Regions from separate parts of the Homo sapiens genome. Here all the other regions are linked to region 1. A link is a loop called in an ENCODE intact Hi-C map of the cell type or tissue named here. Cell type or tissue: PC-9. All regions are shown on one strand. Region 1 overlaps SOX9 (SRY-box transcription factor 9). Region 2 has its middle 17 kb from the start of LINC02003. Region 3 has its middle 71 kb from the start of LINC02003.

Region 1 (8,000 bases):
GTAAAATGCCCTTAACAGCCTTACAAGACCTCTCCCTTCTTCTCTGCTCCCCCACCCCAAAAGCACACACAGGGCTCTTACACAAGTAGCAATTAGGTCTTCCGGACCCTCCGGGCCCCAGACCCTCCCCTGATAAAAGGGGGCTGTCCAGTGTGTACCGGCGGGTTAATCATTGGGCGACTTATCTCCGGTGCAGCGCGCCTCTTGCGCGGGTGCGGGCCCTTATTACACTTTAGCAGCGAGGGAGGGTCCCCGGAGGGTGCCTAAGACTAGGGCGTCTGCACAGCCCTTGTTGATTTTCTCGTGCTTGTTCTTTTATTGTCCACAGGGCAATCCCAGGGCCCACCGACCCCACCCACCACCCCCAAAACCGACGTGCAGCCGGGCAAGGCTGACCTGAAGCGAGAGGGGCGCCCCTTGCCAGAGGGGGGCAGACAGCCCCCTATCGACTTCCGCGACGTGGACATCGGCGAGCTGAGCAGCGACGTCATCTCCAACATCGAGACCTTCGATGTCAACGAGTTTGACCAGTACCTGCCGCCCAACGGCCACCCGGGGGTGCCGGCCACGCACGGCCAGGTCACCTACACGGGCAGCTACGGCATCAGCAGCACCGCGGCCACCCCGGCGAGCGCGGGCCACGTGTGGATGTCCAAGCAGCAGGCGCCGCCGCCACCCCCGCAGCAGCCCCCACAGGCCCCGCCGGCCCCGCAGGCGCCCCCGCAGCCGCAGGCGGCGCCCCCACAGCAGCCGGCGGCACCCCCGCAGCAGCCACAGGCGCACACGCTGACCACGCTGAGCAGCGAGCCGGGCCAGTCCCAGCGAACGCACATCAAGACGGAGCAGCTGAGCCCCAGCCACTACAGCGAGCAGCAGCAGCACTCGCCCCAACAGATCGCCTACAGCCCCTTCAACCTCCCACACTACAGCCCCTCCTACCCGCCCATCACCCGCTCACAGTACGACTACACCGACCACCAGAACTCCAGCTCCTACTACAGCCACGCGGCAGGCCAGGGCACCGGCCTCTACTCCACCTTCACCTACATGAACCCCGCTCAGCGCCCCATGTACACCCCCATCGCCGACACCTCTGGGGTCCCTTCCATCCCGCAGACCCACAGCCCCCAGCACTGGGAACAACCCGTCTACACACAGCTCACTCGACCTTGAGGAGGCCTCCCACGAAGGGCGAAGATGGCCGAGATGATCCTAAAAATAACCGAAGAAAGAGAGGACCAACCAGAATTCCCTTTGGACATTTGTGTTTTTTTGTTTTTTTATTTTGTTTTGTTTTTTCTTCTTCTTCTTCTTCCTTAAAGACATTTAAGCTAAAGGCAACTCGTACCCAAATTTCCAAGACACAAACATGACCTATCCAAGCGCATTACCCACTTGTGGCCAATCAGTGGCCAGGCCAACCTTGGCTAAATGGAGCAGCGAAATCAACGAGAAACTGGACTTTTTAAACCCTCTTCAGAGCAAGCGTGGAGGATGATGGAGAATCGTGTGATCAGTGTGCTAAATCTCTCTGCCTGTTTGGACTTTGTAATTATTTTTTTAGCAGTAATTAAAGAAAAAAGTCCTCTGTGAGGAATATTCTCTATTTTAAATATTTTTAGTATGTACTGTGTATGATTCATTACCATTTTGAGGGGATTTATACATATTTTTAGATAAAATTAAATGCTCTTATTTTTCCAACAGCTAAACTACTCTTAGTTGAACAGTGTGCCCTAGCTTTTCTTGCAACCAGAGTATTTTTGTACAGATTTGCTTTCTCTTACAAAAAGAAAAAAAAAATCCTGTTGTATTAACATTTAAAAACAGAATTGTGTTATGTGATCAGTTTTGGGGGTTAACTTTGCTTAATTCCTCAGGCTTTGCGATTTAAGGAGGAGCTGCCTTAAAAAAAAATAAAGGCCTTATTTTGCAATTATGGGAGTAAACAATAGTCTAGAGAAGCATTTGGTAAGCTTTATCATATATATATTTTTTAAAGAAGAGAAAAACACCTTGAGCCTTAAAACGGTGCTGCTGGGAAACATTTGCACTCTTTTAGTGCATTTCCTCCTGCCTTTGCTTGTTCACTGCAGTCTTAAGAAAGAGGTAAAAGGCAAGCAAAGGAGATGAAATCTGTTCTGGGAATGTTTCAGCAGCCAATAAGTGCCCGAGCACACTGCCCCCGGTTGCCTGCCTGGGCCCCATGTGGAAGGCAGATGCCTGCTCGCTCTGTCACCTGTGCCTCTCAGAACACCAGCAGTTAACCTTCAAGACATTCCACTTGCTAAAATTATTTATTTTGTAAGGAGAGGTTTTAATTAAAACAAAAAAAAATTCTTTTTTTTTTTTTTTTCCAATTTTACCTTCTTTAAAATAGGTTGTTGGAGCTTTCCTCAAAGGGTATGGTCATCTGTTGTTAAATTATGTTCTTAACTGTAACCAGTTTTTTTTTATTTATCTCTTTAATCTTTTTTTATTATTAAAAGCAAGTTTCTTTGTATTCCTCACCCTAGATTTGTATAAATGCCTTTTTGTCCATCCCTTTTTTCTTTGTTGTTTTTGTTGAAAACAAACTGGAAACTTGTTTCTTTTTTTGTATAAATGAGAGATTGCAAATGTAGTGTATCACTGAGTCATTTGCAGTGTTTTCTGCCACAGACCTTTGGGCTGCCTTATATTGTGTGTGTGTGTGGGTGTGTGTGTGTTTTGACACAAAAACAATGCAAGCATGTGTCATCCATATTTCTCTGCATCTTCTCTTGGAGTGAGGGAGGCTACCTGGAGGGGATCAGCCCACTGACAGACCTTAATCTTAATTACTGCTGTGGCTAGAGAGTTTGAGGATTGCTTTTTAAAAAAGACAGCAAACTTTTTTTTTTATTTAAAAAAAGATATATTAACAGTTTTAGAAGTCAGTAGAATAAAATCTTAAAGCACTCATAATATGGCATCCTTCAATTTCTGTATAAAAGCAGATCTTTTTAAAAAGATACTTCTGTAACTTAAGAAACCTGGCATTTAAATCATATTTTGTCTTTAGGTAAAAGCTTTGGTTTGTGTTCGTGTTTTGTTTGTTTCACTTGTTTCCCTCCCAGCCCCAAACCTTTTGTTCTCTCCGTGAAACTTACCTTTCCCTTTTTCTTTCTCTTTTTTTTTTTTGTATATTATTGTTTACAATAAATATACATTGCATTAAAAAGAAAGTGGCCCTGTGGATTTATTCACCCAGTTCTCCTGTTGGATGATTTGGCAAATTTGAGCACAAAAGACATTGTGGAGTGCTGATTGCTGTGATGTTTTTGTTTTTTATCAGCACCTTTGGCAATCCTAGAAAACAAGCTGAGGAAAAGACTGTATCTCCAAAAATCTAGGCAGAAAAATCTTGAAAAGTGCCACTCCAATAGATCACACAGAAAATTACATGTCAGTAGTTGCTCACTCTGGCAAAAATGTTTGTTGTGGTTTTCATGACCTCATGCTTCAGGGCAAAAGCTGTCCCTTGTGGAGGTCACAGGGAATATTAGACCTGAAATCAGGAGCTTGTCAGTAGACAGAATGCCAGAGGGGTGACTTGCTTATCTGGTTTTAATATGGCAAACTTTCCGTTCCTATGAACACATACCCAAGAAATGGAGTATCCACTTAAAAAGCAAAGGAAGCCAGAGAAAATCAGTGTCTACAGGGAACCAGAGAGAAGCCTGTCGTATTAACCCATTAAATGATTCAGAGCCTTCCAGATTTCTCTGTAGAGACAATGAAAGGGGATGATTTTTCTGCTCCCTCCAGTTTAACTCATTCTAAGCAGACGCAAAGCCATTGTAGAAGAAACAAGACCTAATCCTGTTTTCCTTGGCCCCAGTTAGATGGGGAGTTTCCAGGTTCAGAGAAACGTTCAGGTCATTTTTCATTAAATAGATGAAATCACTCCTTCCCTCACATGGGCACACCTCCCCATCCCCACTCCCACACCCCAGATGATTGGAGAAGTGTCTCTAAAGAGTCAGTCACCTTCACCCTCTCAGGCTAGTTTTACTACTGGGCCTGTGTCTCTGGCAGTCTTAACCAGAGTCCAACCTCTCTGGCATTACCTCACATTGTCTGTTTCTGCTTATTGGATTCCTGGCTGACATCCCACACCAGGAACATGGCAACCAGGAAAATGGTAGTTATCAAATCGAGGCAACATTAGTACTCGGCCTCCTTTGCAAATTCCTTCGACAAACATTGATTGAGGGCCTGTGATCTGCGGGGGACTGTGCAAATCCTTCCCTACCCCTTCAGACATCAAATTCTGTTCCTTGTTTGTGACATAGCCTTCCATGCGCTGAGGCCCTCCCTTCTTACAAAATCTCTATTTTTTTTTTCTCTTGCCAACACTCACAAAGTCCTTTTTAAAAGTCTCTGTGGTGTTCACTAATTCTTGCCTACCTTATTCGTTCTAATCCCTTTGTCTATTAAAATCAACACACACCATTCCACTGCGACTACCCCCTTCCCTAGCAAATCTGTATGTTTGCTAGACTGTTCTCCCTTCCAGAAATATGCTCTTTTTCCCAGTATGTGGCCTTTGCCAGGACTTCTTGAAGCCAAAATATTCTGTTCGGACATAAACTTGTGAAGGGAACTGAAGCAAGTTGTTTTGCTTTCCCGTGCCTCACTTTCCCCTTTTGCTGAGTATGTTTATAATTCCTCCTACATAGAGCAGGGTTGTTAATAGAGGAGATTTTAGCCAGAGCAATCTGGGAGTTGACTGCATTGGAGTCTCCTGGTCTGTACAGCAGTCCCCCTGCATTAGAATTCCTGGGAGTAATAGCCAGGAAAAAGAGTTTCATAAGCTCCCCAAGTGGCTCTGATACACAGTAAAATGCAAGAGACACAGGAGTGCTGGGAGAGAATTCCTCAGAATCCCGCTCACCCCCATATCTATCAGATCTAGTCAAAGCCCAATATCACCAGATTATAAAATATTTTGGAGGAATTTTTAGTCTAACACCAGAAGCACAGAGCTTATCACCCTGGCAACAGCAACACATTGACTGGAAACCTAGGAGAGTCCTCCACACCGGAAAGAGTTTGTATGTAGATCCAGGGTTATTTGTTTGTTTGCACTTAAAATAAAACCTTTTCTTTTCTAACCATTTTAACAAAACTGAAATTTTTAGCAAAAGGGAATAAAAATAAACTCATTTAAGAATCGGTCTTTTGCTCTATTATTAAATTAGAGCCATGGGGATTCACTGGAGCTGTTTGACTTTCCCACTTCAGCTCCATCCCATCCCTTTCCTTCCCTGATTTCCAAAATGAACGTTTGTGAGGCAGCATGGTGGCACGTTTATATTAAAGTAATCGATGAACTATCACTACAGCCAGAGATGGATTTACTATGAAGCAAACAAAGCTCAAGCTTCAGCACCTCTCAAAAGCACAGGCTCCTTTTAAGGCTCTGGACTTATTCTTGAATTTTTAAAATTTAAATTCTTTTTCTTAAAGAACTTCGCCTCAAAAAAAAAAAAAAAAAAACCATAAACTTCATGCCACACAAAAGCTGGATCTGCCCCTGATCACACCTATTGGCCAGTAAACTGAAGCATTAGAGGCTGCCATAGAAGATAGCAGAATACATTTCTTTCTGTTCTCAACAGTGCCTGAAACATAGTAGGTGCTAAACAAATATCTACCTTCCATCGTATCCATGAACGTGACGGTATTGCCAAAGAACACACTGGAATCTCTGCAATAACACTCTACCACTTGTCCTTACACAGTTTCTCATCCCTCTGAGAGTCAAATGAATTTTTGCTTCTCAAATGACATTCACTTACGGGCATAAGACAGGTTTCTTGCACACAAGAAATGCAATGACCTGCCCTCCTATTCTTTCCCTTTCCTCTTCCTGCTCATTCCTTTTTTTCTTTTCTTTGCCATCTCTCCTCTGCATTTTCTCAGTCTCCCCTTGACTCTGACAGCTGAAAACTTTGCTGGGCCCTGATTGAGCTTTTCCTCTTTTATCAAGCACAGACTAGAACTATTTTACTCCGAATTTCTGGAGAATCGTTCTTTTTTGACCAGATACAACATGGGCCAGGTAATCTCAGAAAACAACCAGGCTAAATTTGGGGCAATAGTTCCTTGAAGCTATTGTTAGACATGTCCCTTGAGCATTCAGGATTTTATATGGAGGTTCATCTGATCACCATTATTTCCCACTGTCATATTCCACTCTAGAATTATTCCCACTCCTCATTCTTGCCATAAATATTTGATTAGGACGCAACCATGAACAAGAAAGACTGCCTCATGGAGCTTACATTTTCATGAAGAGGAGGCGGGCGCAAATAAATAGTACTTCCTGGTCTTTCCTTGTTTGCATGCCATAGGGGAAAAAATGCAACTCATTAGAGCCAACTGGGAGAACAGGCACAGGGAAGGAGGAGTTGATGGATTTGGAAATGGTTTTGGTGAGAACATGCTGAGTTCATTTTTCCTCTCCTGATCTTCATCTCTTTTTCAGTGATATAAAATTGACTCCATTTACATAAAGGGAACCCACTCTATTTTTACCTTAGCCACTCCCTCCTGCCCCTCTGCCCCACCCCCCAGTAACCCTCTATTAGTCTCTCTACCTCTTAATGAACCATGGATTCATGGATCTCACAATCCTCTTTATAGCAGAGATCCCAAGAGAAAAATCCAGTCCCTAGTATCCAAAGGGCCTTTTGATCTCTACAGATTTGGTTAATGTACCCTGCAGATATGAGGAAGGAATCAGAAATGAGGAAGGTATAAAGAAAGGTCTTTTAATTTATTTGTGTTTGCATTGCAAAAATCTCTTATACATTATCTCAGCTATTGAATACTCCTCCATTGCCTCCAGAATACCTGCATGGATTGAGAGCTCACATCCACCATGGAGATCTTTAATTGTGGAAAAATCTTACCTCTGCAGTTTCCACGCGATGGTCCAAGGTGGCCCACCTCCACAGCAGAACAGTGTGTCTTATCTTTCTTCCAAGTGACAGCCTTTCAACTATGTGTGCAGTTTTAAAGTTTTCTTTTACTCTTCCCAATCTAAACACTTCCAATACATTTTACATGTGATAGGGTTCCAAAACCCTTTTATATTTGACAGTCTTCTTTGAATGTACTTCACTTACTAGTATTCTCAAATGAGTGCACTCAGATTTTTTTCCAGGACTCCAAATACTTGGCTAACACGGAAGACAAATAGACTCATCATTCTTGTCATCAGAAATCATATTTCTATTAATTTACATTAAAATCATATTAGCTCTTGTAGCAGCCAAGTCACCCAGTTATGTTACGTTAAGTAATTTCTTACCTATCCTGTAATTGTGCAATTGATTTTTCAACCCAAGTTTTACATATCCTCCTGTTTTGACTGGCGTATGACTTATACAGGCCCAACGGAAGAAAAAAAAATGGCAAAGGGATTTGCATTATTGAGCCCTTACTTTCGCAGTCACTGTGACAGATGTTTTATATACATGATCTCACGTAATCTATTTAACAACCCTTTGAGACAGGTATTCTTATTACAGCTTTATGAAGAAGGAAACTGAGGCTGAGAGATTAAGCAATTGACCTAAGGTTATGTGACTGGTAAATGGCATAGGCAACTACCAGAGGCTCCCCCCATCCTCTCAGTTTTCAAAAGAAAATTAGAAATAGAGTTCATAACGGGAAAGAAATAATAAATGGAGAAAGACAATTCTTATGTGGTAAATTATGCTACAGGAACCTCTTCAAAGCAAAATCTGACCATATGACCCCCTGTTCAAAACCTCTCAATGGCTACCTATCCTTGGAATAAAATCCAAATTCCTTACCATAGGATTCAACTGCCTTACTCCAGGAGTTGGTAAACCGCAGCCCACGTACCAAATCTGGCCCACCTCCTATTGTTGCAGATAAAGTTTTATTGGAACAAAGTCATGCTCATTAGTACAGATTGTCTATGTGCTTTTCTGTTCCATGGC
Region 2 (8,000 bases), 230 kb after region 1:
CATGGCAAAAGGGGGAAATAGCTTCCTGAGGCTTCTTTTATAAGGGCACTAATCCCATATACAAGGGTGTCATCCTGATGACCTAATCACCTCCCAAAGGCCCTACCCCCAGTACATCACCTTGGGGTTAGAATTTCAACATATGAATTATGGGAGGACACATCCAGACTATAGCATACTATAAGCCAAACCTTTAAGCTCTATCTTCACTTGTGTGTTTGTGTGCACTGTGTGTATGTGTGTCCCGAAAGAAGACCAGAATAAAGTATACAAGGCTGTTCTAGTGGTTACCCAGAGGAGGAAAGTGAGATGGGTGGTGGGGCAAGAGAGATGGGATTAGTCAACCTATATATACCGATCCTGTTGTTTCTAACCAGAATGTAGTCACATGTCATCTATATGATTTTAGATAACAGTAACAACAACAATAACAATAAACAAAGAAACTGAGTAAACTTAGGCTAGTTCCTGTCATTACTTCAGAATTGTCCCATCTTCTCTAGTCTCCAAATTCTCCTGGGTGGTGCCTGTCAAAAGTTTAGCTTACTATTAAGGAGTGTGTAAGCAAGATTGTTAGCAAATACCATCATAATGCTAAAATTTTTCCATTGAACCTTCAGTTATGGTATCATTTAGGGTCCTGGCAGGAAATAAATGACACACTCAAGTTAGGTGATTCTGAGGTGAGTTAGTAAAGGGGTTATCGTACAAGGTGTGTCATGCAGGACAGTGCCACCCATAGGGCTCCAGTACTGCCCTCGAGGGAGCAGCTGCAAGTGACCACACAGGGGGATAGAATGGGGAGGGGACGGTTGGGCGCAGTGGCTCACGCCTGTACTCCCAGCACTTTGGGAGGCCAAGGCGGGAGATCACCTGAGGTCAGGAGTTCGAGACCAGCCTGGCCAACATGGTGAAACCCCATCTCTACTAAAAATAAAAAATTAGCCAGATGTGGTGGCAGGCACCTGTAGTCCCAGCTACTCGGGAGGTTGAGACAGAAGAATTGCTTGAACCCAGGAGGTGGAGGTGGCAGTGAGCTGAGACTGCCCCATTGCACTCCAGCCTGGGGGACGGAGTGAGACTCTGTTTCAAAAAAAAAAAAAAAAAAAAAAGAATGGGGAGGGGACAGTGTGATGGTTAATACTGAGTGTCAACTTGATCAGACTGAAGAATGCAAAGTACTGTTCCTGGGTGTGTCTGTGAGGGTGTTACCAAAGGAGATTAACATTTGAGTCAGTGGACTAGGAAAGGCAGACCCACACTCAATCTGGGTGGGCACCATGTAATTAGCTGCCAGTGCGGCCAGAATAAAAGCAGGCAGAGGAGCGTGGAAGGACTAGACTAGCTTAGTCTTCTGGCCTTCATCTTTCTCCCGTGCTGGATGCTTCCTGCCCTCAAACATCGAACTCCAAGTTCTTCAGCTTTTGGACTCTTGGACCTTCGACCACAGACTGAAGGCTGCATGCACTGTCGGCTTCCCTACCTTTGAGGTTTTGGGACTCGGACTGGCTTCCTTGCTGCTCAGCTTACAGACAGCCTATTGTGGGACCTCACCTTGTGATCGTCTGAGTCAATACTCCTTAATAAATTCCCGTTCATATCTACATCTGTCCTATTAGTTCTGTCCCTCTAGAGAACCTTAATACAATGAACACCGCAGCCTCACTCTCCTCACTCTCTCCCATCTCCCACCAAAGTTCACCATTTTCCAAAACCAACCAGAAGCCCTAGGGGGCAGGGAGAGTGTTGATGCAGTTCATACAGGTTAGCCTCCTGGAGCACAGAGCAGGGTAGGGCAGAGTAGAGAGGGGCAAGCAGGGAAATCCACACTCACAGCAGCCATTCTAATGAGAAAAACCATGAACAATCACAGCTAGATTTTTGGCTGAAACATTACGCTCCCATTTGGCTATGCGTATGTATTTTGTCTGCGCTCCACTTCATCTCAAACTGGTTTTGTGCTCTTGGGCACCCTCCCACTCCAGTCCTGGGCCCCTAATTTTTTGATCCATAGGATGAGGGTACTGGGTGAATCCAATTATTTCCGAGATTCTTTCCAGCTCTAATGGCCATAACTCTCGAGTCTAGCCCTCTACCTGAGCCTTGAGCCTTTCTATGGTTGGAAACTGCTGGTGACAGGTCATGAGTCTGCAGGGGTCTTTGTGCAGATCCTGCCTCTTCTACTTGGCACAAAGAAGGCAAAACAGGTCTGCAAAAGTGGGCCAGTTCTTAACACTGTCTGTGCCTGGGCTCCCCACTGGAAGAACCCAAGGAAAATAAGTAAAATCTACCCTGTTGAACTGACAGGCGGTATTGCTGATTCATCATCACCAGACAAGAGGCAGGTAAGTGGGGAAATGTAGTAACAGAGCTTTTTTTTTTTCTTTTTTTTTTTAACCTATTTCAGTGCCCTGTTTTCTCCTCTATGCCCTGCTCAGCTACAACTCTGTGAATCAGGATAAAGATAGTTCAATTTCCAGAAGTGTTGCCAACAGCCCCCATTCCTCAACCAAATACTCACATCTGAGAAATGTAATGTGCAATTCACATGCTATTTGCATGCCCTTATCCTAAACAGGAGAATGACCCATTGTCGTTGGACTCTGCCTTTCCAAGTCGTAAGCTCTGAGGTCTCCTTTCTCTCAAATCTGGCCATGCCCTTGAAATCCCAGCATGCTTCTGTCCTCAGAGCATAGGGGCTTTTTGTTGTGACCTTGAACCAACAGTGCACAAAATCTGAGAATTTTGAAGAATACAGAACACAACTTTATGCCAAGAAGAAGCTATAGTTGTGCTCATAAATTCTTCCTCCAAGGCTTAAAGGTCATTCCCTACCATTTTTCTTGCAGACTTTTGGTTTCAATATAAGGTGGGCCTGCTCAAAGGCAAGAATTTTCCTGGGCATTTTTTTCTCAAGCATTGCAGCTGTACTTAGGTGAGGAGCCATAACAATGGGATGTGGAATAGAGCCAATCAGCTGAAGAAATTGATACTGAATAAGGAAATATTTCTTACCAGTGAGAGACTCTCAACAATGAAATCAGTGCCCTAGCAATGCACAGCATTGCAAGAGATTGAGTCACACCATGTTAGGGTCCATGCCAATATGAAACACCCAATTACCCATCCTTTCAGGTATGAGAGTTAAGAAAGACATGCTAGGAGGGTCTCAGTGATTCTTCCTCTGCTTTTGGTTGATTTTAGTTTTCAGGGAGTGATTTGGTTGACCTGTGAATTCTTAGCTTTAAATAAATGCTGGGGACCATAGAGATGAGAGCTGTTCTTCATCTGTGGACCTCCTAAGAGAAAGGAATAGAATTAACATTAATTGAGAATGAATAGACAGCCAAGCAGGATTCTAAGGGTTCTATAAACATTATTGCATTGAATCATCGCAAATATCATGCCCATTTAAAGATGTGGAAATGGAGGCAAAGGAAATGAAGTGTGTTTATCAGGACCACTAACCTGTAGGGCTAATACTTAAACCTGGGTCACTCTGACTTTGGTGGCCTTGGAGGCCCGCCCACATCAACACACCACCTAGGTGAGGATTCAGATAAACTGACTTCAGTCTGGGTTTAATGACTCTTGAGGTCTCAAAATGGCAGTCGTTAGGTTTGTTTCTATTCTGTAGGCTGTGCCGTTCCTCCCAGAGCTGGGTCTGCTTCCCTGCCCTCCTGACTGCCTGCAAGGAGGTCCAGCCACATTGCAGAGGAAGGACTTGCTTATGGAAAGAAATGGAGAGACCCAGCCTCCCTCACCTCCCATTGGTGCCTGATGATTAATACATTTTTTGCTGCCCTTGGAAATGGAAGACAGTGCCAACTGCTTAGTTCTCCTGGCTGGGCCAGCGCAACCTGTATGACAAGGGGGAAGAGCCTTTAAGTGAGGCAGGAGAGGAGCTGGGCTCTGGGCAGAAAAGCTCCCCAAAGCAAGTGTGCTGGGAGGATGCTTTTTGTATTTTAACCAATGTTCACCTCTGTCTCCCCCAGCACAATATTTCCTTGCACTGCTTGGTCTTTCCTCGTCTAGTTAGTGAGGCCCTATTGAATTTGCTGCATTAGAGTGTGGATAACACCCCCAAATCAAAGAAATAGCATAATACACCCTGGTTTTTGAGTTTCAAAGAAGGTTTTTGAAAGGTATTGCAAATACAACAGATTTGGAAGAACATGTGCTGAGGTCTAGTGAAGCGGCCCTTAGATAAAAGCTGAGAGATTCCGTGTTGGGGGAGCAAAGGGAGCCAGGCTCAAAGCAGAGAGTGAGATGATATGCCAAGTACTGAGTCAGGGGTACTACTGAGTACTGAGATGATATGCCAGGTACTGAGTCAGGGGTACTGCTGAGTACTGAGATGATATGCCAGGTACTGAGTCAGGGGTACTACCAGGGTGCTCTGAATAAGTAGACAGGCATGTCCTCTGGTTGGGATCAAAAGACTACTCGGCAGTGCCCAGGGTGAATGAACGGCTGAGGAACCCATAGCAGCCTGTTGGAGGTCTCAGATGAGCCCAGTGCAGACATGTGATGTAGAGAGCACACTGTCCCACTCCGTAATTGCCAGAGCATTGTTAGCCTTCCCTGTTCCCTGAACTTAGAGGCAACACCCATGAAAAGGGTAGGAAGGATCTGAAATGCCCCACTGCAATTGAGTTATCAGATAATATGAGTTCTATTTCTTGCATTTCTGAGTTTGTAAACTGAGGTTCATGCTGGCTCTCTGAGTCAGGCACCTCCCTGAGACAGATCTCTGCCACCCGCTCCCTCTCCACACAGTGCATAGAGTTTGCTCCCTCCCCTCCTCACTGCAAGGCTGCTGGGCACCTGCCCCGTGGGTATCTCTGTCACCCAGAAGACTCCTCTACCCCCCTGCCTACTGCACCCATGCAGGCTTCTGCACAGCCAGACCTGTTCTCTTGGAGTCTTGGACTTTGACCTGCCCCATCAAAGGACAGCAGCCAAGGTGACAAGCCCATCCCAGTTCAGATCCTCTGGCAGAGGTAGATACTGAGGCAAGAGACAGGCTAAAGGGAAAGCATAATATCCTCCAACCCCCCATCTCTGGGAACACTGTATCTGAGGTTTGTTTGGCCACCCAAGATGCTGGGCTCTGCCAGACCAGATAACCATTCCGGTTTGACAGGCACCCACGGCCCCCTGGTATGCGCCTTTGACCCACCAGATAGTTCTGTTTTCCTTTTCCTCTGAGATCCCCCGAGCTTCTGTTCCCCCCTTCTCACCTGGCTGGAGAGATGTCACCCAGCTAACATCTTCTAACCCTACAAGAGGCAAGTTACAGGATGCCCCAACATCATGATTTTTTTTTTTAGCTTTCAAAACCTTGGAAGTACTGCAGGGTGAACCATGGTTTGAGATACCTTGCAGCAGTGTTTCTCTGCCATTTCCCCCTGCAGCACATGTTTGTCTTTCTAAAATATTTCTTTTCCTTTTCTTTTTTTTTTTTTTTTTTTGACGGAATCTCACTCTGTCACCAGGCTGAAGTGCAGTGGCGCGATCTTGGCTCACTGCAACCTCCGCCTCCCGGGTTCAAGCGATTCTCCTGCCTCAGCCTCCCAAGTAGCTGGGACTACAGGCACACGCTACCATGCCCAGCTAATTGTTGTATTTTTAGTAGAGACGGGGTTTCACCATGTTGGCCAGGATAGTCTCGATCTCTTGACCTTGTGATCCGACCGCCTCGGCCTCCCAAACTGCTGGGATTACAGGTGTGAGCCACCACACTCAGCCTACAATATTTCTATTTCTGAGTTTGTAAACTCAGAAATCTGAGTTTAGGGCAACCAGGGCAACCAAATTACTCTCTGAAAACTAAAATCAGCTCAGGTTTGATCTCCTACCATGCACCAGGCTCTGCTGTAGGGAATGGGATCAGGCATAAGCAAGATCTACAGGGTTCCTGCTCTCAGGGAGTGTCCATTCCACCCCGGAAGGGTAGACATGGAGATGCATGGCTCAGATCCTTCAAAAAGGACTTGCTGCCTGACTGAGAGGAGCTTGACTGGCTGACAGCCACTGCACTGGTGTCTTCGAGGTCCTCGTCAGTTTTCAGGCTGAGGTCATGCTGTTCTTGAGGCAGCCCTAGCTAATGACTATGCAAGGTGGTGGCACAAGGGCCAACCCATTTCTACCCACATGGGACTTCTCCAATGGGCAGTCTCTGCTCCAAAGCTCCTGGAGACTGCCCAGGTTGCCTTCACGTTCTGATGGTTCCCCCTGCCCAATCCAGCTCCCTCCTCTTTTCCCTCATAGGTTGCTTATTCCCCCAATAAACCCATAACTCCATCTCTGCATTGGCTTCCTGGAAACCCAACTGGTATGCGGGGGACATACACACCAGCACGAGTGTCGGTAGTGACACATGCTATGGGAAAAGAACAGAGCCCCTGGACAGAGGCTGACTCACTACTAGAAGAGGGCCGGGTTCGCTAGATGTCAGGTGCACCCAGCCTCTGAGAAGGGCATGTGTGAGCTGAGACATGAGGAGGAGGAGCCAGCCATATTCAGAGGAGCCGGGAAAGGGCTCCAGGCAGTGTAGGAAGGAAGACTTGTATTGGAGGTCCATGAAGAAGCAACTGAATAGAGCACAGTGTTGAGAGATGAGAGAGGAAAAGGAGATGAGGCCAACAGGGCCAACAGAGTCTTGGATGTCCAGTTCTCCTCCAAGTGAACTTCGAGAACAGCAACGTGATCTGTGTGCAGCATGATCCCACAGACAAACCCAAATGTGATGAGGCAATAAAACATGGCAATAACATGTCATCGCCAGACTACTCACAGCTGATTAGCAAAAGCAGCTAACCTCATCCTGGCTGTGACCTCCATGAGACAGGCTAGGAGCAATGGGCAACTCTGGCCACTCGGAAAATCATCTTGGACTGCGAGGGAGTGAAAGGGATGTTGCTATGTTAGTACCTGCTCTGATTTGTTTTTAAAAAGTGAATCACTCCCAAACCTCAGGGTGTTATTCATAACCCGTCACTTGTTCTCCTGCGTGATGGTGACACATTTGCATGTCATGACAACCTGGATGAGCACTGCTTCCCTGGAGTAGGGGAGTAGGGGGGGTGGGAATGGGGGGAGGTGGTTGAGATGCCAGAGAGCCTTGCCCTAAATCAGTGGTTCTCAACTGGAGGCGATTTGGTTCCCCAGGGGTATTTGGCAACGTCTGAGGACATTTTTAGTTTTTACACTTGTGAGGCTGGGAATGCTACTGGCATCTAGTGGGTAGAGGTCAAGGGCATGGCTAAACATCCTACAGTGCACAGAACAACCCCTGCCCACAAAGAGTGATTCAGCTCCAAACGTCAACAGTGCTGCAATGAGCTTGAGAAACCCTGCCCTAAATCAAGAGCCAAATTGTTCCTCTCTGAACCAAGGGATGCTCTCAGACAGGGGTCTTTGGATGAGGGCACGCAGCAGAGTTTGATAAATACAACCAGTGGGGGCTTTCTCAGTGCGGTTCTGCAAATTGCAAACACAACATCTAAGTGTTTGCTCTTCCTTTCTTACTGTAGTTTAAATACCAAGAAACATTTCCCTAAAAGAATTTTAACCTCTAAGACTGCAGATGCTCCCACACTGGCATCTTCTAAGACCAGCTGATTGGGCCAACAGGGGTCCAGACCCAACCAGAGACAGGGGGATGGACAAGATGACCGCCCATACCCCCTGCACTTACCCCAAGGAGGTTCTCTCCAGCCAGGCATTTTAATTAATTTTAGTCCCTTTCAAGACCACAGTTATTATTGTAAAAACACCGATAATACTAAACACATGTGGAAAGCACAGCGCCGGCTGCAGCCCTGGAGACCTGGGGACGTGCTAAGTCATATGTCATCTGGGGTGGTGAGAAATCAGCAGGCCCCCTCCCCCTGCCCTCTGAGACCCCAACACCCTTCTCAGTAGGACTGCTCTCCTTCTGTCACCAGCCAAGCCCCCTTCCTAGCTCAGCTTCCCCACCCCTACCAAAACTCAAG
Region 3 (8,000 bases), 140 kb after region 1:
TCACATGCACCTGCATTTTCTATGACCTGTCTCTGGAGACGTGCAGGATGAGGTTTGAGCCAACTCTCTGGGCCTCCTGGAAGTGAATCTATGGGCTCAGAAATGACCCCAGTGCTAAGTGAGTAGCTCTGTAATTACTGTGTCCCACAAAGCATTTCCTGTCTGCTGTGTCCCTGCACTGCATATGGTGTCAGATGAGGGACACAGGGCCAGTAAAGCCAAGCTCAGTTACTCCTCAAGTGGCCTCTTGGCACTGCTGTGTGGTCTGCATCCAAGTCCAGATCATCCACCATACAGGCTCATGCCCTTTGTCCCAACAGTGGTAGAATGAGGAAGCAGGTGGATCTGCACAATTTCACCTCGTAGGAGGCAGAAAGGGTGGCAGGAAAGGCCTCAAGAGCAATGGCCAGTGGCTGATGAATTCTTAGTGGCCTTTGTCAGAGACTGCTGACACCATAAGGAGCCCCGCAGAAGTGCTGAAGGGTAGTCATCAATCAGTAGGCTCTGAGATCAGACAAAACTGGATGTAAATCCCAATTTGGCCTTTTACAAGGTATGGCCCCCTGGCAAGTTGTTCAATCTCTCTACACTGCAGTTTCCTTGCCTGTGAAATGGGGATCCTATTAGTAGCTACTTTTGTATCATTCAGGGTTTAGGTAGGAACAGATGGCACCCTTATATTGAGTAACTTCAGGAGAGTTTAATAAAGGAACTACTTACAAATGAGTGGGCAAGATGTCGAGAAGTAGAAGGGAACAGTGCAGTACCCTAGGACCAGAAACAGTGGGGACTATCATTATCCAGGCCTGAAGGGACAAGATCTTAGAGGAAGAATGATGCAGCTCCACAGTAGCTGTGAACTCTGGCGAGATGCAGCCAGCACAAGGTCTTCCTGAAAGATGGGGTTCGGGGAATGAAATATCCTTACCTCACTTTCCTCCCCTCACTGTCATTGGCTGAGCCCCACTGGAAGCCCAGGGGCAACGCAGCCTCTAGATAGTGTCCTGACAGCCCAGCTTCCTGGGACACAGAGCAGGGGAAAATGCGCTTGCTTGGCTAGCCCACTAGAATCCCAGAGCATCTGGGGTCTGGCTGGCTTACGCTCTTGATTTCAACCTAATGATGCTTGCATCTTGCACTGAAGTGCTCTTTTGGAAGGGCTTACCTCGAAATGACCCTCTGGGCAATCGTAACTCCCTCCAGATCATTCAGCAGCTGCCCTAACCCAGGATTCTAATTCTTCTGAAAAAGAGAAATCACTCCACCAGGATCAAACTTTCCCTTCAGATCCCCCTGAATGCCCAGTACTAACCCAGGACCCAGCAATGTGTTTAATTAATCTTCCGAGATCATGAATCTCTTCTGGGCCCAGAGTGTTTTATTTGGAAACTTGATTTAATTACATTTTACTTTGACTTTCTCAGGGACATCCATGAACCATCCATGAAATTCCCCAGAGGATACTGTTTGTTATTATCAGCTCCCTCTACTCTTGGCCTCCACTACTACTGGCAGTCTATAAACTACACTGCACCTGGCTGTAAACCACCACCCACTTTATCCCCAGAAGGAAAAACAGCAATGGATTGCAAAAATCTTGGCGTCATTTGCAAACCCCCTGTAGCGCTTATTCATATTCAAATCATTTCATCCAGAGCTCATCTAATGGGCAAAATAGAGGAGATGAAACAATTCGCATTAGGGTCAACCTCAGAGACCACCAGAACCAGTAATCCCCAGGGAGAGTCACCAACACATCTGACCAGGTAAGACTGCCCAACCTCCAGACGGCCTACTAGCTTCTTCAACAAGTGAACAAGCAGCTCTTCTCCTGGGAGCATCTGGGCTGAGTTTATCAGCAACTGGTGTTTTAATGCACTGGTGAAAAGTGCAATTTGAACATAAGAGAGCCACAATTTGGTCTCAGGAGCAAATTCAAACATAAGCATGCATGCTTTAAATGGATGCTCAAGCTTCAGGATGCCTTGCATGTCAGACCTGGCCTTATAAACATTTCTATAAACCTGAGCTTTATGATCAGTTTCCCCAGTTCTTTTCTTAAACAAACACCAAAGGTACCCCTTAGTACTTCTCCCCTGGCTTTTGACCTTTCGGGACACCAAGTTGTGGCTAGGACCCGAAGCCACAGAGGCAGTACCAGAGTGGTTCCTCCCAGGAACCATGGAGGCTTTCTCGGCCTCAGTTTCCACATTTGTATAATTGAGTCAATAAGATGGTCTATCTCATAAAGAAGCTGTGAGGAGTGAGCAAGAGAATTTACACAACATGGAGTCCAACAGACAGTAACACTCAATAAATAATAAAAACAGGCTGGGTGCAATGGCTCAGGCTTGTAATCCCAGCATTCTGGGAGGCTGAGGTGGGCGGATCACCTGAGGTCAGGAGTTCAAGACCAGCCTGGCTAACATGGTGAAACCCCATCTTTACTAAAATTACAAAAATTAGCCGGGCATGGTGGCATGCGCATGTAATCCCAGGTACTCAGGAGGCTGAGGCAGGAGAATCGCTTGAACCCAGGAGGCGGAGGTTGCAGTGAGTCGAGATTGCGCCATTGCACTCCAGCCTGGGCAACAAGAGCGAAACTCTGTCTCAAAAAAACAAAACAAAACAAAACAAAACAAAAACAAAAAGGAAAACCTGTCCCCCGACCCTGATACCCTCTCTTTTTCCTTCTATCCCTAAAGCTAATTAAAGTAACGTGTTAAACACTAGAGAGGTCTGTTTACAGGCAGTAATGAGAAACCCACAATCATGGAGGTATTTTAAGTGAAATAGGCCATTTCATCTCATTGATGGAGATGCAGGAAAGGGTGGAGCTGTTGGGGAGGGTGGATATGCATAGGCCAGTTTGATCTGGGGGCTTGAATCAGAGGGAAGGCATTAAGAGCCATTTTAGTAGCTATAGGCGGATCAGATGAGATTCAGCTCAACACCTCTTAACTAGGGAGATGCTGACTCAGTTGATGAAAACTGGAAAAACTGAATAGGAAAAAATGAATCCCATCGGGCTGCCTCCTTCTGCACGTTGGCTGCAAGGCTAAATGCATCACAGGCTTCCAATAAATATGAACTAATCATCAAATTTAAGAGCGAGGAAATCATTGTTCTCCCCAGCCTGGCCGTTTGCCCAGCTGCTGCTCAGAGGGTGATGAGTTGCTTTTTATCTGACAGTGGATCTCCCCTTTGCCCAGAGAAACTATTAGGAACCCAACCAGCTGGAAGACTTTCTCAGCAGTGTTTGCTTGGACTGTGTTCCTCCTTTTCCAGTACAATCCTCACACCGCACCCTAGGGAATCTCACCCTTGACATTTTTTTTTTTAAATAAGCAACTTGATTTGCTCCAATTTCCCTAAGGATCAAAGTAGAAAAGAGTTCACTTTTGGCTTCCAGGACCATAGTGCCAGGAATGGAGTTATATTAAAATCGGTTAGAGCCTAGGAAGGACCAGAGGAGAAGGTTTTCCCTCTTCTTTATCCCCTCTCCCCACAAAAGAACAAGTGCCACTAGTTCCTTAAGTGAGGAGCATCCTGGGAGTTCCATGTTGACTCAAACCTGGAGTCAGAAGGTCCTGGGCCACCTACAATGGATTTATTCCCTCTGCATTCAGTATCCCCACAGTCTTCTTCTGGTTAGTTCCTGCTTCCTCTTCCTGTTGAGTTGCTCCCTGAATGTCAAAAACGGGGTTTATTATCAGAGCTGGCAAAGAAGTCGAGTGTCTCAAAAAATAGGGGTCAAAATGCTTTTTAAAGGTAATTATAGAAACTCTTTGTTTCTTAGCTGTCTCTGCGCCATAGATGCTTCCAAAATATGAAAAATAGGCCAGGCGTGGTGGCTCATGCCTATAATCCCAGCACTTTGGGAGGCCGAGGTGGGAAGATCACTTGAGCCCAGGAGTTCAAGAACAGCCTGGGCAAAATAGTGAGACTCCATCTCTATAAAAATAAATAAATAAATAGTCAGGCATAGTGGCGCACTCCTGTCGTCTCAGCTACTCAGGAGGCTGAGGTGGGAAGGATTGCTTGAGCCTGGGAGTTCAAGGCTGCAGTGAGCTCCGATGGTGGCACTGCCCTCAAGATGCTGTCTCCAAAAAAAAAAAAAAGAAAGAAAAATGAAGAATTCCTGACAAAAGCATTTTATTTCTAAAGAAAAAATATGACCTAAGCAATTTTAAAGACCAGGAGAAAGGGTATCCACATATCCCAAATATGCTAAGTAAATCTCAAAAGAAGAGATTGAGGCCAAAGATCTTTTTTGCTTACTCAGATTTTTCCCTAGGCCCAGTTCACTTTTTGTTTGTTCTAAGCTATGGGGACACTCAATTCCAAGCCAACCAAAGGCAGAAAAATCTCAGTAACAGAAACATTTGAAGAAATAGAGCACTTTACAGAGAAATCATCAAGAATTTCCTTTGACAATTTCACCAAATATAATTAAAATTCACCAACTTCAAACTTTTCCTATACACATGGATTTCTGGCACCTGTCTATTGTAAATGTAAGACACACATCTACAGAAGTTGTAACTTTTCTGGCGTTTTATCTTTGGAAAAGAATACCCTGTCTTGATTATACTCAATAAGAGAATTAAGTTTATATTTCAGGCCGGGCGTGGTGGCTCATGCCTCTAATCCTAGCACTTCAGGAGGCCAAGGCAGGCAGATCTCTTGAGCTCAGTTCTAGACCAACCTGGGCAACATGGCAAAACCCCATCTCTACCAAAAATACAAAAAATTAGCAGAGCATGGTGGTGCATGCCTGTGGTCCCAGGAACTCAAGAGGTTGAGGTAGGAGGATCCCTTGAGCCTGGGAAGTTGAAGTTGCAGTGAGCCAAGATCATGCCACTGCACTCCAGCCTAGGTGACAGAGCGAGACCCTGTCTGAAAAAAAAAAAAAAAAAAAAGTTTATATTTCACAAACGTATTACTAGTCCAGAGAGACTGTGAAGAAGTGCAGAGTGGAGAACTTGACTAGTGGAGAACTGACTCCATCAGATTCCACCAGCGTTACCTTCTGGATTCCCTTCCTAATTCCCATCTTGGTGTGGCTCACAGAACTCTGACAAGTGAGATTCTGATCCTGCTTAAAGGCTGCCTGTCCTTCTTTAGGAGAGCTCCAGAAATCCCTGTATGGGTATTCACTGGGCCAATCTTTCTGCATGTAGGTAAGTTTGATGCCTCAAGTGTGCAGCCTAGAAGTCCAAGTTAGAAAAGCAATACAATAAAATAGCCAGGAGAATCCAAGACCTCCATTGCTCTCTATATAGGCTTTTGAAGGTCTCCAGCATCAACCCCCAGAGGAGATAAGAGGCAAGGATGTCTTCTGCATCTGCTCTGGGTCTCCCTGGAGGAAGCTTATTTTAGTTTTTCAAGGCCCTACTTGGTGTGTGACTATCAGGCACTAGGTAGACAATGATTCAAATTCAGGCAAGCAAACAAAAGAAAACTTGGGTGTCACTGGATACGACAATTATCAAGAGAATCTGGGACGGGCAGATGAAATCTGAATGGAGAAGGTAGACATTCAAGTTAAAGTCACAACCAGCATCCCCCATCCAGTTTACACACACACACACACACACACACACACACACACACACACGTAGCTCCCTTCTCCCCTTAGCAACATAATCAGTCACATTCAACATGAATTATCAATGACATCATGTAGTTATCAATAAAACTCAAGGACCCCAGCATGCCTTCAGCTGACACCTCCCTGAGTTTTCACTGATGAATTCAGAGCCAAATATGTACAAAGGTAAGAAATCTCCAAAAAGGAATCACTTAACCCAGCTCAGCTGTTCTTTACCTTAGGCTAGTGTTGAGAGGAAAGAAAAAAAAAGAAGAAAGGAAGCGATCCCATAATATCCATCCTCAGGCCTCTGAGCCAGTTTACCTAAACGTTGCCATGGCAATGTGTATATAAGTCAGTCTTCACTCTGAACCACAATCTCTGACTTGACAGAGAACACCCATTTGGGTTCCAAAGTCAGGCAATAGCCAGGCAGTGCAACAGCACGTTTTTGTTCAGGTTGAAACCTGATATTCCTTGCTGGCTACAGGAAATCTTGAGGATTTTTTTTTGGTTTTTGGTTATTCTTCTCTCTGTATCCATATTCCTCTGTTCATCTCTCCCTTACTTTTGTGGGGAGCGAGGATAAAGAAGAGGGAAAACCTTGAGGAGAAGCCTGAGGGGAAAGTAAGAGCTAGCCACACCCAGCCTGGCCCTCTGAGTTAGCCAGGAGCAGAGGGAAGAGGGAGGCTTGTCCGGGCACATGCTTCTGGGTCCTCCCTGCTTTATGAAGCTGAAATGCAGAGCGTCAGAGCTGGAGGGAAGCTCAGGCGAGAACCTGAAATCCCGGGGATGGGAAGTGACTTGCGCAAGGTCACCCAACAAATGAGCAAAAGACTCAGGACAGATTCAGTCTCTTGATTCCCAGTCCAAGGCTTTTCTACAGAAATGACCGTGGACCCTCCCAGGGTTGCCTATGAAACTAACATACTTCTCACGGGAAGCACTGTGCCTGTCCCGACCAGGAGGGGCTCAATGGATGTGTGATGAATGAATGAATGCAATATCAGGGAATCAACAACTCTTTCCTTTCAGAGTTTCCGGATTCCAAAGTATATCCACATCAACAAAATAACCAATAGCAAAGGCTGCATCTCCAAGAGCCTAGCTTCTCCCAGGTCCCCAGATCTATCCACCTCTGCTGAGATTAAGAACTAGCAGGGCCCTCTCCAAGGAGTCACTCCGCTGCCCATTACTAGAATTTTTATCAAGTAGCTGACAAACCAAATTATAAGCCGAGTGTGTGTCCTTTGTGTGGGAGGATGGTGGGGGCAGGGTGAGGAGGGAAGCTGTTCACGTATTTTTTGAGTAAAGGTTGCAAATGCACCTCTTATACATCCTGCCTCCCCGTGGACCATGAAGATTTTGGACCATGAAGGTTCATTTGTAAGAGCGTCTTCTTGGATCAGCAGTGTCTTCTGTGGCTCCAGAATAGAGCCAGGTTAATTAGAACCTAACGGGGACTGAACCAATGGCATGCCCTTATCTTAAATGAAGTCAGTTAAATTACTATGCAATTGCATGCCCCATCACACACACACACACACACACACAGCCCGATGGCACCCCCAACAAGACTGCTCATCTTTAAACAGAAAAGCAATTGGAAGAAATGTGTAGGTTCTGCAGAGAGAGAAGCTGCATTTAGAAACAAAATCACCTTCTCTGGATAAGCTTGCTGCATCCTGAGCTTTTGTAGCCAAGCCCTGCTGGCTGGCAGCTTGGTTTGTCTCCTTAGTGAGAACCGTGATGCATTGGGCTGGCTCTTGGCTTCTAGTCCTACTTGTAATTTGAAGCAAGGGTAGATGGCTGGGGTCAGACAGCAAGGAGCCTGCAGGCTTAGAGGGGAGCCTCCTTGCTTGAACAGACAACACAGGGTGTCCAGGTAGGAGGCCTATAGCTCTGCAGTGCCCTGCCTCCTAAACTGATCCTTCTGAAAGTCTAGGAGAGGGGAGAATTCAAGATTGGCCTTAGGAACTCTCTAGGGCAGAGACACATAAATGCTCAATGGCTTGATCTTCCCAGGACAACGGGAGATGTCTTATTTAAGTACCAGGGATAAGACAGATGCTGCTGTCACTTCTTGAGAATCTTGAGGGAAAAACAAGTACAGCACTTGGCCCATGATAGGTACTCCATAAACATTTGTTGATTTAAACCAAATGTATTAGTCAGGGTTCTCCAGAGGGACAGAACTAATAGGATCTATGTCTATATAAAAGGGAGTTTATTAGGGAGAATTGGCCCACATGATCACAAGGTAAAGTCCCATGATAGGCCATATGAAAGCTGGGGAAGAGAAAAGCCAGTAGTGGCTCAGTCCAAGTTGGAAACCTTCAAAACCAGGGAAGCTGACAGTGCAGACTTCAGACTGTGATGGAAGGGCCAAGAGCCCCTGGCAAGCCAC

The links. Peaks named below come from ENCODE experiments on the same cell type or tissue, not always from the same donor. Only the 100,000 strongest peaks of a DNase experiment are listed, where the experiment ranks them.
Region 2: it touches region 1 in a loop (11-fold over the local background); 5 of 110 quality-filtered maps call a loop at or near these places.
Region 3: a loop joins it to region 1, with 8 times the contacts of the local background. A loop is called at or near these places in 3 of 110 quality-filtered maps.

The regions. Positions count from the first base shown.
Region 1 is chr17:72,123,215-72,131,214 of GRCh38, forward strand. SOX9 (SRY-box transcription factor 9) reads left to right here. Exons shown (of 3, transcript NM_000346.4): 3 at 329-3,202. The coding sequence ends at 1,173. Among named protein-coding and RNA genes, the nearest start is that of SOX9, 6.2 kb to the left of the region's middle. RefSeq lists an enhancer at 1-504. In PC-9, no CTCF peak of the experiment used is centred here; DNase peaks (open chromatin) are centred at 2,707 and 3,507; H3K4me3 peaks cover 3,082 bases; H3K27ac peaks cover 3,690 bases.
Region 2 is chr17:72,355,647-72,363,646 of GRCh38, forward strand. No RefSeq gene overlaps it. Among named protein-coding and RNA genes, the nearest start is that of LINC02003, 17 kb to the left of the region's middle. In PC-9, no CTCF peak of the experiment used is centred here; DNase peaks (open chromatin) are centred at 3,025, 3,815 and 7,185; H3K27ac peaks cover 3,093 bases.
Region 3 is chr17:72,267,538-72,275,537 of GRCh38, forward strand. No RefSeq gene overlaps it. Among named protein-coding and RNA genes, the nearest start is that of LINC02003, 71 kb to the right of the region's middle. In PC-9, no CTCF peak of the experiment used is centred here; DNase peaks (open chromatin) are centred at 3,184 and 5,954; H3K27ac peaks cover 324 bases.